Regions from separate parts of the Homo sapiens genome. Here region 1 is linked to region 2. A link is a contact called in ENCODE Hi-C data. All regions are on one chromosome and are shown on one strand. Each heading gives the region's core, a stretch centred on a gene start or an enhancer-like site at or near the end of the contact. The rest is flanking DNA. Distances are from core to core; before and after follow the strand shown.

The links. Hi-C counts contacts between places; a loop is a spot of excess contacts on that map. Pooled maps may share reads with other maps.
Region 1: a pooled map shows a loop between it and region 2 (2.2-fold over the local background). The contact joins the enhancer-like site here to the promoter of XK in region 2. A Hi-C loop is called at or near these places in 1 of 50 pooled maps.

Annotation. Positions count from the first base shown.
Region 1 is chrX:37,785,483-37,788,314 of GRCh38, forward strand. The region is part of intron 3 of CYBB (cytochrome b-245 beta chain); the gene reads left to right. Among named protein-coding and RNA genes, the nearest start is that of CYBB, 6.8 kb to the left of the region's middle. Within about 2 kb of position 1,254, at least 6 of the 41 ENCODE cell types and tissues checked have a DNase peak (open chromatin) inside an H3K27ac peak, as active enhancers do.
Region 2 is chrX:37,684,484-37,687,379 of GRCh38, forward strand. It overlaps XK (X-linked Kx blood group antigen, Kell and VPS13A binding protein), which reads left to right and starts at 1,308. Exons shown (of 3, transcript NM_021083.4): 1 at 1,308-1,723. The coding sequence starts at 1,479. RefSeq lists a silencer at 1,050-1,429 and enhancers at 1,099-1,610, 1,611-2,120.

The DNA.
Region 1 (2,832 bases), core at 4-2,503, 100 kb after region 2:
CTATTGTAAAGTATAACGTTTAATATATCGTAAGTGCCCAGTGAACATTTGCTAAATGAAGCCCATGCACTATAGCTTATTTTTGAGTTGGGTTCTCTATCACCCAGGCTGGAGTGCAGTGGTACGATCATAGCTCACTGCAGCCTGGAACTCCTGGGCTCAAGTGATCATCCCTCCTTGACTTCCATACATGTGGGGATTACAGGCATGAGTCACCTGCCTGGCGAGTTCCTTGTTTCTAAGGAGACACAATTCATTTTTATTCTCCCTACCCCCATTAGAATAGTTTCTATTTAGAGGAAGTAAAGCCTGAGAAACAGGCAATGTTTTCACCAAGATGGCCTGTTAAGAAATCTTGGTTAGTCTACAAGTCCAAATTTCACTGCCGGTGAGCACCATGTCCCATGAGCAGCACATGTTGTAATGCCAGCTTTTATGCCTCCTGTGACCCAGGAGGGAAGATCTGCATGAGAGTCTCTAAAGACAGGGATGAAATGAGACTGCCCTTCAAATCGCAGAGAAGCTTGGCTGTATAACTACATAGATCTTTATATAAAAGAATATGTTTTAAAACTATCAGCAAGCAACATTCTTTTATAGATCAAGCATGTACTTTCTTCTGGGATTCCTAACCTGAAATGTGAACTTTTCTAATAAAACTTCTTCTGTGATTGTGATTAAAATGAGTGAGTGTGCTGTAACTAATGTTGGAAATCATATAGCTGCCACTCATTGAAGCTTAATGGAATTCACCGCATGAAATCTGCACATCAAACCAGTAAAGTGGGAACAAAATTAAATGGAAGTGTTGGCATTCAAACCCAGGTCATTGTGTCCCCAGAGCCCATTCACTTTAAATCATGCTGCCAAAACTTCTTGAAATTGTGCTGTTGCAGTATTATGATCCTAGAAAGCCATTATATATATGAGTGTTTGAGCATGCCAAGTAACCTAGACTAGAAATGACAAGGATGTTATAAATACAAGGACTTAATAGTAGGACACTATATAAGCAAAATAACCACGAACTTGCATTCAGTTTCTAGAGGTCTCAATCATTGAAACTTTGCTTTGTAATCCTTCTGGTTACCTAGAGAAAGAAAGCCCCAGGGTTGCCCACCCCACCACTCCAGGAAAGGTAGGGGTAAAGGCTCTCAGACTGCTTTGTTGAGAAAAATGGAGAATGGGTGAAGCTCAGCACACAAAAATCTCTGAGGAAGCCTTAAAAACCCCCAACTTGCCATGCAGAAACTAATTTCTGTCTGGATGGCAGTCCTAGTCTTAAGATCAGAAAGAAACAGGAAGGTGAGAGGGTGAGGTTTTATCTGTTACCTTATATAGTCTGGGAGTCAGAGGCACTCAGTGTGCCTCTATCTTTAATCACGTGGTCTAGCACTAGTCTCTTGGGCTTTCTGTCTCATAGTTTTTTTTTTTAGTTGAAAAACAGGTCAACTAACACAAATGTAAGAAGGCATATGTTGGTCTAAAAGTATATTAATTGTTTAAGTCTGTCAATTAGTGAGTTGTCAGTCAATAAATATTTGTTGAGTGCCATTTATGTGCTAAGCACTGGGGACATGTGGTAAGTAAAGATTAAGTTATAGATAGGCCATGAGCTTAAGGAGCTTAGAGTGTTAACAGGAGAGACAGAGAATAAATATGGAACTTCCAAATTATAAACAGTGCTATGCAAATAAGGTAGTGTTATTCATATTTATCAGATATTCTACTGCCAGCAGGTGTGGATATTACTGTCAACTTACTTGCCTGAGTTCTGTAGATTCAAAGTTGGATTTTGTAATTTCTCCCAGTTGCGTATAAATATCTAAATCAGATACATTGATGGTGCGTGTGGTGAGATCAAGTGTACAAAAAGTAGAGCTTTTGAGTTTCTGTAAAGTGTTACACCCCATAAAATATGTACTTCTTTTTAGTTCCACTTCCCATTTTCTTGAAATATTTTTTTCTTACTCAGTTTCAATAGAGCATAGAAATCTGCTGAAGTGACTCAATAATCTCCCTTGCATTAGAATGGTAGTTTATTGAAATCGGGCAAGGCTTCCGGTGACAGTAACAGAGAAACTTCCCTTTAGAAGTCAATGGCAGAAAGTAAAGTAAGTTAGTAAGGAAGCTATGGGGCATGATGGCAACGTGGATAATTGGGAAGTGGCTGGCAATAATTTAGAAGTAACTCAAAGCATATAAATGCAATCTGCCTGATGATGGGGAACAAAAAATTATGGGCAGTCACAGACAGTAAAGTCCTTCCTTCCTATGCCACCAACCGGTTGTCTCGCCTCCTTTTTTAAGGAAGTGGTGAGGAGATGGTATTCTTAAAAGCCCAGTATCAGCATGACTTGTGGCTTCTTTTTGGATTTGTTTGCCATTCCTGTCCACACCAAAGAGGGTAGGTGGGAAAAATTAGGGATTTGTGCCCTGATGGTTGGACCCACTCCACTGATCCATTAGTTACTAGTAATCTCACTTTTTCCTTTCAATATAATATATGTGTTTTACATTAACTAGCTTTTTAAAAATTACCTATTAAGATGAAACAGAGTATCATTGAATGGACAATGTATTTCCCAATCACATCTCTCCACTGTTCTGGCTTTCAGTTAATTTTTCTCTAAGGATCTACAGTTAAAGCTATCAGGGGGCATCAACATATATTATTTTACATTTTTTATGATCCATGGTGATTATGATGATAAGGATAGGACTATGAAGACAGTGTATGTTCCACAACAAAACCATATTCGTTTGCTTTAAATTCGGCGTGCAGGAGCCAGTGAATTTTCCCCAAAAAATTTCAAAAGGATTTGTCAACAA
Region 2 (2,896 bases), core at 58-2,557:
TTCTAAGCTACCAATTTTTCCTTTAAAGCTAACCATGATGTCAAGTAAAACATTACACAAATACTCTGTGGAGTGTTGCTGCTGATTCTGTATTTGTGGCAGTGTATGTATCTTGGCCCAGGACATGGTGGCCTTCTGGGTTCTATAAATAGACATTAGTAATCCTTTTAGGGAAAGGGCCTGCTACCTCTCAGCTGCTGGCTGAATCTGCCCCTTAACTCATAAATGGATTTTCTCATGCCACATAAAAAACAGAAAAACAGCCCACCACATTCTCTCCCTGTACCTCTTTTTTGGTTTGATTCCTTTTGAATCTTTATATTCTATTTGTGTTTACATTATTTTCCTAAATAGAAAAATGCCAGAGATGCCTGAAGATTGAAATCACCCAATTTCAACAGGGGAAGAGATCTTATAATTATTTAAGTCTAATCCCTTTATGGAACCTGAGTTTCAGAAAGATTTAGTGACTTGATCGAGGTCTGAGGGACGGGGGTGGACTGAGTACATCCTGATATCAAGAAGATGGTGGAAAGTTCAATGGGCTAAAAGGAGTTGTGTTAGTCTTGGTATTGGCACACCAATAAGCAGAGGTCTGTCTTGGAATAAAAAAAACTACTTCCTTATTAGGCCCTGATCTTTGCCCTGAATTACTTACAGTTACAGAGGAATATATTTTGTAGGCAGTTTTTCTGGGAGGTAAGGACAGGTTCCTAGAGACGATCTTTGACGCCTTTTCACCACTGGAAGCAATGCTTCAGACCACTGTATTTGGAAGACAAAGGGACATGCTCACATGGCACAGTGAAAAGTGAAATCTTTTCCCACTTGGTGGTGGGTGCATGACAATATACTTGCACTTTGAAAAGCCTCTGTGTGGTCTGGTTATTTTTAAAAGGCCAGAAATGCTGGCCCTTTGAAGAATCACGCGTTTCCTCGGCCCAGAAAATAGACTGGGCTAGAAAGGCGCCCGGACTCCAATTCTGGGCCCGGGTGGTTGCAGTTTTTCAAAGGGATGTGAACGGTTTCCCAAGATAGGACCCAAGGGACTCTAGGACCCAGAGGCTGCGCGCGACGCCCGCAGGGCGAACTGCATCCTTTTGAGCTCCCGCTCCATGGCCTGAGCCGTCGTAGGGCGCGGGTTCGCGGCCCGCCAGGGGACGGTCACCACAGAGACGCAGCCGGCACTGGCGAGCGAGCGAGCAGGCGGCGCACGGAGCGCGTGGGCGTGTCCCGGCGGGGCTGCGCAGCTCGCCCCACCCCACCCCACCCCAGCCAGGTCGGCCGCCCCCACCAGGTCCAGTTCCAGAGCCCAGGCCGGTCGGCCGGGCCCGCGTGCCCTCGGCGGGCTGCGCAGAGCGCGGGAGCGGTTTGGGGCTGGGCATGCTGGGAGCCCCTCGGGCAACGGCCGCCGCCGCCACAGCCACACAGCCGCCGCCACTGCGTCCGTCCCCGGTGAGCGCCGCTGACGCGCGGAGATGAAATTCCCGGCCTCGGTGCTGGCGTCCGTGTTCCTGTTCGTGGCCGAGACAACGGCGGCGCTCAGCCTGAGCAGCACCTACCGCTCGGGCGGGGACCGCATGTGGCAGGCGCTGACGTTGCTTTTCTCGCTACTGCCTTGCGCGCTCGTGCAGCTCACGCTTCTCTTCGTACACCGCGACCTCAGCCGCGACCGCCCGCTCGTACTGCTGCTGCACCTGCTGCAACTTGGGCCCCTTTTCAGGTGCGTGCAGAAGCCCAGAGCCAGCCCCAGGCCGCAGCCTCGGTCCTGTAGCCTGATCTCCCCACCTGCTCGAGTGGAGGGAGGCGGTTTTCCTGTGGAGACAGGTGGCTGAGCCCCAAGCCGGTCCGCCATGCCCCTCAGCCCCATTATTCCAGTCAGGAACGCGACGAATCATGGCATAATGGTTATAAAGTTGGGGCACACTGAATTCCTGTTAGGTTCCGTCAAATGAAATAGCCAACATTCAACTGAAATTGACCAACAAAAATGGCAGTTTCTTGTGGTTCAACCTCATTAAAGACATTGGTTTCTCTGGGGTCAAGTAGGCTCTGACAGGATTGGCTTGTGTTGTCACAAACCCTTGGGAAGTGTGTTCTAAGCTGTGGTTACGGGGACAGCATGTACAGGTGATTTAATTTTAATTTATCAAACACATGGAGCTTACTGTGTGCCAAGCACTGTTCTAAAAGCTTTAACAGTATTTAATTCTCATAGGGAAGTCAAGAAATCCATGCACCATTCTTTTCTCTTGGTGGCGTTACGAATATTATGGGATATGGAAACATATGGGGTTCTAGAAATGTCTTCCGGCCCTGGCAAACTTATAAACGTAGCCATTAAAGCTGGTGCACAATGCACCATGAAAACAAAACTTGCTGTGTGTTAAGTAAAGAAAAACTGTTGGTGACATTTCTGGAAATTAATTTTTATTAACACAAAGCAAGTAGAAATACATGGTAATAAAACAGACTGGCTTATCTAAGGAGTTTAAAATGTGTTGTTTTAGTACCTTTCATCACTATAGGAAAAGCAAAACAAAGGCCGTCCATTTGGATTAGAAATAAGTTTATAATACTGAATTTTAGACATAGGCGACAGAGGAATTTGAAGAGATGGAAAGGCCAGAGAGACACCTCAGCTGCCAGAAAATTCAGCTAGCCCTACCAGGAAATCTCTCTCTCTCTCTCTCTCTTTCTCTCTCTCTCTTACACACACACACACACACACACACACACACACGCACACACACACATTGAGGAGCAAGATAAATTTTACAAAGTTATAATTTTTTTTTTTTTGAGACAAGGTCTTGCTTTATCAGCCAGGCTGGAGTGCAGTAGCAAGATCATAGCTCATTGCATCCTCCACCTCCTGGGCACAAGTGATACTCCT